2 separate regions of the Mus musculus genome follow, and region 1 is linked to region 2. Evidence: chromatin loops called from intact Hi-C (ENCODE). Cell type or tissue: left cerebral cortex. All regions are shown on one strand. Links, peaks and the distances in the headings refer to the core of each region. The heading gives the core; the rest is flanking DNA.

Evidence for each region. A loop is a pair of places that touch in the nucleus more often than their neighbours do. Peaks named below come from ENCODE experiments on the same cell type or tissue, not always from the same donor. Only the 100,000 strongest peaks of a DNase experiment are listed, where the experiment ranks them.
Region 1: a loop joins it to region 2, with 2.9 times the contacts of the local background. A loop is called at or near these places in 1 of 42 quality-filtered maps.

Annotation. Positions count from the first base shown.
Region 1 is chr17:37,082,604-37,086,994 of GRCm38, reverse strand. It overlaps Olfr90 (olfactory receptor 90), which reads left to right and starts at 759. Exons shown (of 1, transcript NM_146477.2): 1 at 759-1,804. The coding sequence starts at 832. The coding sequence ends at 1,764. In left cerebral cortex, for the core only: CTCF peaks have their summits at 2,117 (motif pointing right) and 3,459 (motif pointing left); a DNase peak (open chromatin) is centred at 3,421.
Region 2 is chr17:36,890,161-36,894,551 of GRCm38, reverse strand. No RefSeq gene overlaps it. Among named protein-coding and RNA genes, the nearest start is that of Trim40, 2.2 kb to the right of the region's middle. In left cerebral cortex, for the core only: a CTCF peak has its summit at 2,035 (motif pointing left); a DNase peak (open chromatin) is centred at 2,038.

The DNA of each region.
Region 1 (4,391 bases), core at 226-4,225, 190 kb before region 2:
AGATGACCAACCCCTGCCCTGTCTCATAGTACAATGTTTACACCTTAGAGCTTCAGAGGGAAAAAAATGTACAGGCCAATAAATGTCAGAAAGACAGGCAGACAGTGGTGGCACACACCTCTAATCCCAGCACTCAGGACAGAGGCAGGCAGATCTCTGGGTATGAGGTTAATCTGGCCTACAGAGTGAGTTACAGGATAGTCAGGGCTACACAAAGAAAACTTGTCTCAAAAAAAAAAAAGAAAGAAAGAGAGAGAGAGGGGGGAGGGAGGAAGAAAAGACAAGACAAGAAGAAAAGAAAAGAAAAACAGGATGACACAAACTAGGAGAAATTATACCAAATGGAAAAGCTCAAAAGAGAGAAAAGGGCAAAGAAACAGGTATTTGAAACACATAAAGATATTCAGAATGAGGCAGAGAAAAGGAAGGAGTTAATTGCCAAGAGAACAAGCAAATTAGAAACAGAAAGTTAGTAAGAACAGAAGTTGGTGCGTGAATGAGTTGGGTGCCACTACGGTAACACACTGAAAACTGCACAAAGAAAGCAAAGAGTGCTTTGCTGCTATTGACATCAGTCTCCTTTGCCCAGGAACCCAGTGTGAGGAGCCACCTGTTCTCCACCACACTCCTGGTTTCCTCTCAGCTAGTGGACTCTATCTGACCAGGAGGAAGAATGGAAGAAAAGTCCTTAGGTGACGGGCCTGGAGAAGGGAGCCTGAGAAACATCAGTCTACCTTGTGTGTCCTGAGAAGTAGTCAGGGTGAGTTTTCACCAGGTCCTTTGTACCACACTAAGCTGACAGTCTCATCCCTCCAACTAGATACAGAGACCATGGTCAACCAGAGCTCCCCCGTGGGCTTCCTCCTGCTGGGCTTCTCTGAACACCCACAACTGGAAAAGGTTCTCTTCGTCGTTGTCTTGTGCTCCTACCTCCTCACCCTCCTAGGAAACACACTAATCCTCCTGCTGTCCACCCTGGATCCCAGGCTCCACTCTCCAATGTACTTCTTCCTCTCTAACCTCTCCTTCTTGGACCTCTGCTTCACCACAACCTGTGTCCCCCAGATGCTGTTCAACCTCTGGGGCCCCGAAAAGACCATCAGCTTCCTGGGATGCTTTGTCCAGCTCTTCATCTTCTTATCTCTGGGGACGACGGAGTGCATCCTGCTAGCAGTGATGGCCTTTGACCGCTATGTGGCTGTGTGCCAGCCCCTGCACTATGCCACCATCATCCACCCTCGCCTGTGTTGCCAGCTGGCAGCTGTGGCCTGGACGATTGGCCTAGTGGAGTCAGTAGTTCAGACGCCATCCACTCTGCGCCTGCCCTTCTGTCCCCACCATCAGGTTGACGACTTTGTGTGTGAGGTCCCTGCTTTGATTCGACTGTCCTGTGGGGACACCACCTATAATGAGATACAAATGGCTATTGCCAGTGTCTTCATCTTGGTTGTACCTCTGAGCCTCATCCTTGTCTCTTATGGTGCCATTGCCAGGGCAGTGCTGAGGATAAGCTCTGCAAAGGGGCGCAGGAAAGCTTTTGGGACCTGCTCTTCCCACCTCATTGTGGTCACTCTCTTCTACAGCTCAGTCATCGCTGTTTATCTGCAGCCCAAGAATCCTTATGCTCGAGAGAGGGGCAAGTTCTTTGGTCTCTTCTATGCTGTGGGAACTCCTTCTCTTAACCCTCTCATATATACCCTAAGGAACAAGGAAGTAAAGAGGGCATTCAGGAGGCTGCTCTGGAAGGAAGTGAAGCCCGGCTGACACACTCTCAGTAAGCTGAATGGGAAATCTGCATGCCTTGTAGGCTTAAGTTTTCCTCCCTAACATCTTCAGACCTATCCTGCCTCTGTAGTAGATGACAGACTGTAAGACACAAAGAAGAGAGGTTCAGTAAAGGAGTATAACTATGCAAAAACCTTACCACATGAATCAAATGTAATCTACCTGTATTTTCATTAATTCATCCTCGTCCTCATACGCTTCATCTCATTGACTTTATCTCTAATTCCTTTCCCTTCCCTGTAAATATAAAGTATCGTATTTATTTTTTAAGGTTTTATTTTATTTTTGTTTTTTTTTTTAAAGATTGATTTTATGCGTACAATGTAGCTGTCTTCAGACATACCACAAGAGGGCATCAGATCCCATTACAGATGGTTGTGAGCCACCCTGTAATTGCTGGGAATTGAACTCACTAGCTCTGGAAGAGCAGCCAGTGCTCTTAACTGCTCAAACACCTCGCTGGCCCAAGGTTTGATTTTTATGTTATGTCTCTGTGTGAGTGTGTGTATATGTGCAGATGTCTGAGGAAGCAAGAAGAGGTCCCCTGAAACTAGAGTCACAGACAGTTGAGTTATCTGACATGGGTGTCTAACTTGAACTCTGATCCTGGAAAGAACACAAATGCTGAGCCATCTCTCTAGCTACTTGTCACATCCATGCTGCTGTGTCTATACCAATAATAAAAATGTCCCGGTATCAGCTGGGCGTGGTGGCACACACCTTTAATCCCAGCACTCTGGAGGCAGAGGCAGGCGGATTTCTGAGTTCGAGGCCAGCCTGGTCTACAAAGTGAGTTCCAGGACTGCCAGGGCTATACAGAGAAACCCTGTCTCGAAAACACCACACACACTCTATGCCCCTCCTTAGAATTGGGAACAAAACACCCATGGAAGGAGTTACAGAGACAAAGTTTGGAGCTGAGATGAAAGGATGGACCATGTAGAGACTGCCATATCCAGGGATCCACCCCATAATCAGCATCCAAACGCTGACACCATTGCATACACTAGCAAGATTTTATCGAAAGGACCCAGATGTAGCTGTCTCTTGTGAGACTATGCCGGGGCCTAGTGAACACAGAAGTGGATGCCCACAGTCAGCTAATGGATGGATCACAGGGCTCCCAATGGAGGAGCTAGAGAAAGTAGCCAAGGAGCTAAAGGGATCTGCAACCCTATAGATGGAACAACATTATGAACTAACCAGTACCCCAGAGCTCTTGACTCTAGCTGCATATGTATCAAAAGATGGCCTAGTCGGCCATCACTGGAAAGAGAGGCCCATTGGACATGCAAACTTTATATGCCCCAGTACAGGGGAACGCCAGGGCCAAAAAGGGGGAGTGGGTGGGTAGGGGAGTGGGGGTGGGCGGGTATGGGGGACTTTTGGTATAGCATTGGAAATGTAAATTTTACCTAATAAAAAATGGAAAAAAAAAAGAAGAAAAAGAAAACACCACACACACACACACACACACACACACACACACACACACACACGTCCCGGTATCATTAGCTTGATGCTGGGGGGCGGGGCTGGGGGAAGAGCCTTGGGAAGCAGCCTGAAATGCAGCCAGTTTTCTCCTTACCAATTCCAGACAGCCAGATCACAAACAGGAATAGCTTCTCTTCAAAGGAGGTAGAACAACTTCTGCCCTGAGAGTTTGCTTCCATCTACTGGGCAGATCTGGAACTGCATCGATATGCCGAAAGGGGGGGGGGGAACCTCACCCAAGTCTCCTCCCTAAACAGAAGCACACGTCAGAGCTGCTAGGGGGTAATTAACGTTATAGTTGGTGTGATATACTAATGCCTTGTGATGTTCCAGGTACTGTTTAAAGTAACGTACACCCCTCCACTTCATTCTTGTAGTATTATGAAGCTTTATTCAGAAGCAAAAACTAAAAGTTCAAAACCATCTCTCAAAGTTTTCAGCTAGTACTGGCACCTATCCAGTTAGTAATCCTGCCTTAATATAAATAGAGCCCTCCTAGCTCAAATGAGAAGCCTCAATTTGTCCTCAAACTTAAGAAGAATCTATGTTAACTAGACATATGTCCACCCTATAGCCTCCCTATAGGTTTTTCAAGTGTTTCAAAGCACCCTGTGAGACCACTAGAGACAGAAGTCAACTTTGACAAGAAAGTTGAGCCTGGAGGTTTGCCCCAATAGGACAGCCCTTCCTCGAATGTGCTAGAGTTCCAGTATCTATGATGGTCTGAGAACTAGGAAGCTGAGGAAGTCGGGGGAGGGAGTCACCATAAATCTGAGGTCAGCCTGGGCTACCTAGGAAGACCTTGTGAAAAAAAAAAAAAAAAAAAAAAAAAAAGCAAAAATTGTCTCAACTTCTTCCTGCCTTGGTTCTACCAATATCAAGGCATGAGCAGAACTTCAAAGAAAGTGGATACAACGTGGCATGAAATTTTATTCCTCAAAGTATGTGGAAGGATCTCTAGGGTTCTAATCTACCTAGCTTTCCTGTTTGTTGCGCCCACCTCGGCCGGCAAGGAAGACACAACACGGTCAGATTCTTCTCAACAGCCTTTATTGCAGGAACACCTCCATGCTGCTACGGGAACCCCGGGCACCCAGGGCACCCTGGGAGGT
Region 2 (4,391 bases), core at 101-4,100:
TAGGGCCTTAGAAAACGCAGTGCAAAAGTGAGCACCTTGGCTGTGGATGCCACACACAGCCACGACATAACTCAGCTCTTGCCGAGCTCCTGCTTCTGTCTAACTCCTCCCCCTAACTTACTCCCTGCACTTGCCAACTCCTTTCGCTTCTTCTCTGGACCCAGTGAGTTTGAAAGCTCATATATTGCTCTATTTCAAGGAAGTGTATAATAGCATAGCCGTATGCTTTTGTTGACACAGGTGTGTCTAACAAGTCAGATGATCCTACCCATTCCACTCAAGAGGTAGAGATAGACATATCTCTTCACAGCATCTATAGCCCAGATGTCCACACTGCTCCATCTGCTGTGTTTTTTGGATGTCTCCTAAGACTGTAAATAAGGATTATTTATCTAGTGAATGACTAATTACCTCAATATACTTTGTGCTAATTAGATTTTTGTTTGTTTTTGTTATAGTGATAACACTTACAATCTATTCTCGTGCACTTTAAAAAGACTGTGACCACCACAGCTTTGGACCACAGCTTCCTGACTGTCTCCCGGATGATGAGATCACAGGCATGTTCTACTATCCGCTGATTGATTTGGGTTTAATATTATTGCTGTTGTTGCTTTTGGAGATCAACCTGTGTAGCTCAGGCTGGCTGGCCTCCCACTCACGGTACAACTTAGAATGATCTTGAACTCCTGTCTTTAATTCCTTCTTGGTCTGGGATCACAGGCACAAGCCACCTCAACTTGAGTTCGGTTTCTCATGCTTTGCCCTACTCGAGACCTCTACTGAATGTTTGAGGTTGTCCCTCCAGGCCATCAGGTAGAATTCAGGGGCTCCTGCCAAGAGCCCTCCATGTCTCCTGAGTCCCAAGAGCTACCTCATTTTTTCCGAGATCTGTATGCTCAAATTTAGAGCCTCATATCTTTCTGTGGTTTTCCTCATATCTTTCTGTGGTTTTCCTAAGTGCTCTCTGGATTGTGTAGCTCGGTATTCAACATGGTGGCTGGCAGTTCCCCGGAGCTGGTGTTTACATTTTGGACAGAGGATGGGGCTTATCAAAGGACACAATTGCAGAGCGGATAGGTTTTCTCACAGATACACTCTCCTCCTTGGTACAGCCTCAGGTTGGCCTCCAGCTCAATATATAGTTGAGGGTGACCTTGAACTTTTGATTCTCTGATATCCACCTCCTAAGTGGTGGGATTAAAATTATTCATCCATCATGCTCAGCTTTATTACTGCTGGAGATCAAACTTCATGTTTGCCAGGCAGAGACTCTACCAACTGGATACAGTACAGACCTCACAGCCAAATTTTTTCTGCTCTGCTGTGTGTATGTACATGTGTGTGTACTGTGTGTGTGTGTACACTGACCCCATCATATCCTATATGGGATAGGGACAAACTTCAAGAGTCTGTTTTCACTTTCCATCTGGTTGAGCCAGGGCCTGTCTTGTCTTTCTTTGTTGTGCAGAGTGCTCCAGGCTAGCTCCTGAAAGCTTCTGTCTCCCATCTTGCCTTGGGAGTTCTGGAATTGCATGTATGCACCACCACATCCAGCTTTTTAAATGTGTTCTAGGGATGGAAACATATCCATCTAGGTCATCAAACTTGTGTGACAAGCATTTTTGTTTATTGAGCCATCTCTCCAGTCTCCGCCATAATTTCTAAAAAAAAAAAAAAAATAGCTTGGGAACCTGGTGAATAGCTCAACCTAGGAGCACTCGTTGCTCTTGCAGAGGAATCAGGTTTGGTTCCCAGCACCCACATGGCTCACAATTGCCTATAACTCCAGTTACATAGGATCTGAGACTCTCTTCTGATATCCATGGACATTATGCACAAAGTTCATATACAGAGAGAGAGAGAGAGAGAGAGGCAGAGAGAGAGAGAGAGAGAGAGGCAGAGAGAGAGAGAGAGAGAGAGAGAGAGAGAGAGAGAGAGAGAGAGAACAGGGCAGTGGCCCCAGCTTCCATTCCCTTAAAGGAGAGATTCTGAAACCAAGTCCTAACTTGGGAGGCAGCACCACCTACTGTCCGTGAAGGCACAATGCTAAAACATTTGACTGAAGGAGCCATGGCTCTATTTTGGGCACAGTTTAGCGTAATTCTGACTAGAACAATTTAGAAGGAACACTGAACTTGAGCTCATGAGATGACATATAAGGAAGCTCATATAAAAAGTTGATAAGGAGATTAAAACAGGAATCAAGTGGGGCTAGGGCTGGGGTGGTGGTGGATTCAAGGCTCCATTAACTAGTAGTTAACTAATGGGTGTTAACTACAAGAAGGAGAGTGAATTCTGAGCCTGGCTTTATTGTGTTCACCTCACTGTACAAGGAAAGAATGTGATTAAGTCCCGAGGTTAATTAAATCCTCTAGCCACATAGTTTCCCTGTATCGGAAAAGGAACCAGGAAACAGAAATTCTTAAAGAAGAGTGGCTTTGTTTAGTTTGGCCAAAAGAGAAAGAAATACTCTTACTCCCCTCCTCTTCTGAAGCAGTCTTATAATTCTATAGCTGAAAGGAGCAAGGTCAGGGAATACGCATATGCTAATTTAATAGGAAGTGAGTCTAGCTGCGGGGACCTCCTTTTCTGACTGGAACGAGGCTTCTCCTTTCCCTCCTCCCATGGGAGGCTCCTAGAAATTCTTTAGGGACTGTCTCAGTCAGGGTTGCTACTCCTGCACAAAACATCATGACCAAGAAGCAAGTTGGGGAGGAAAGGGTTTATTCAGTTTATATTTCCACATTGCTGTTCACCACCAAAGGACTGGAACTCAAGTAGGCCAGGAAGCAGGAGCTGATGCAGAGGCTATGGAGGGGTGTTACTTACTAGCTTGCTTCCCCTTCTTGCTTTCTTATTGATCCCAAGACTATCAGCCCAGGGGTGGCATCACCTGCAATGGGCCCTCCCACCCTTGAACACAAACTGAGAAAATGCCTTACGGCTGGATCTCATGGAGGCATTTTCTCAAGGGAGGCTCCTTTCTCTGTGATAACTCCAGTTTGTGTCAAGTTGACACACAAAACCAGCCAGTACAGTGTCCATTAGTCTGGTAGCCAAAGGAAGGGATACCCTGACTCTCCTTAGAGCATCTGGTCTCCCACCAGAATGAAAATTCCAACATAATCAGAGATGAGGAGGAACCAACGGCCATCAGAGAGAATCCAAGGTGGGCCAGTAATGATCCCAAGTGTCAATCACCACTGCACATGAAAACTGATAAAATATCACGAGGATTAGTTTAGAATTGTCAATACAAATTCAAAAAAAATCTGAGTGATAAGGCTTAGGATGTTGCTCAGAAGTGGGGTACTTGTCTGGCATACATGAAACCCTGGGTTCAACCCCCAGCACTAGTGGCTCACTCCTGTAATTTCAAAACTTGAGAGGCGGAGGCAGGAGGATCAGAAATCAAAAATCATCCTCACTTACATAGAGAGCTCAAGGCTATCCTGGGCTACATGAGACCCCGTCTCAACTGTGACTACACACACACACACACACACACACACACACACACACACACACAAAAGAGAAAGAAATGCTTCTTGTTGTAGTCACAGTTAGGTTAACATAGATCCATTTTGTTTGTATTCAGACAACTTAGACATTTCTCACACAGGACTGCAGATTCTGAACGAAAGGCTTGAAGTACCCAAATTAGGCTAAGTTTACAGGGCATAAAATGATGGGAAGATATCACTCTGCCTCCCCCAATGCAGCATGGGCAGCAGTCTTTATAAGAGGAGCAGTAAAACTACCTAGGGCATCAGGGAAGAACACCTTTGGGTATGTCAATAAGGGTATTTCCAGACAGACTTAAGTGAGGAGGGAAGACCTGCCTTCAAATGGGTGGTATTGTTCCATGAGCTGGGATCTAAAGGGGGAAGTGGGAGAAAGCCAGCTGAGCACCAGCAGGTATCTCTTTTAGATTCATGATCCACCCAGATGTGAACAACCACCCTATGGTCTTTCAGTCACTCCTGTCTCCACACTTTCTCTACCATGATGAACAGTAGCCTCAAACATAAGCCCAGATAAACCCTTCCTCCCTTGGTTTACTTCTTGACAGGTATTTGGTCACAACTACCAAAAGAGTAACATATACCTTGTGGTATCCTCCAGGTACCGCCACTGTTGAAGCTGGGACTATTAAGGACAATTATGTGGACCGTCCTCCGCATCACCCAGGTGTCACGGTCATGTGACACATCTAGAATTTGTGGTTCCACATGTGTGAGGTTCTTGGGGCTCATTCTCAGTTGGTGATATTTGCATTCAAGTTCTGTGAGATTTGCATTAAAGGCACTGAGACTTTCCTCTTCCCCGTAAGAAAATATGCCACACCCTGCCACAAAGTTCATCTCACTGTTCAGTGAGTGCAGCTC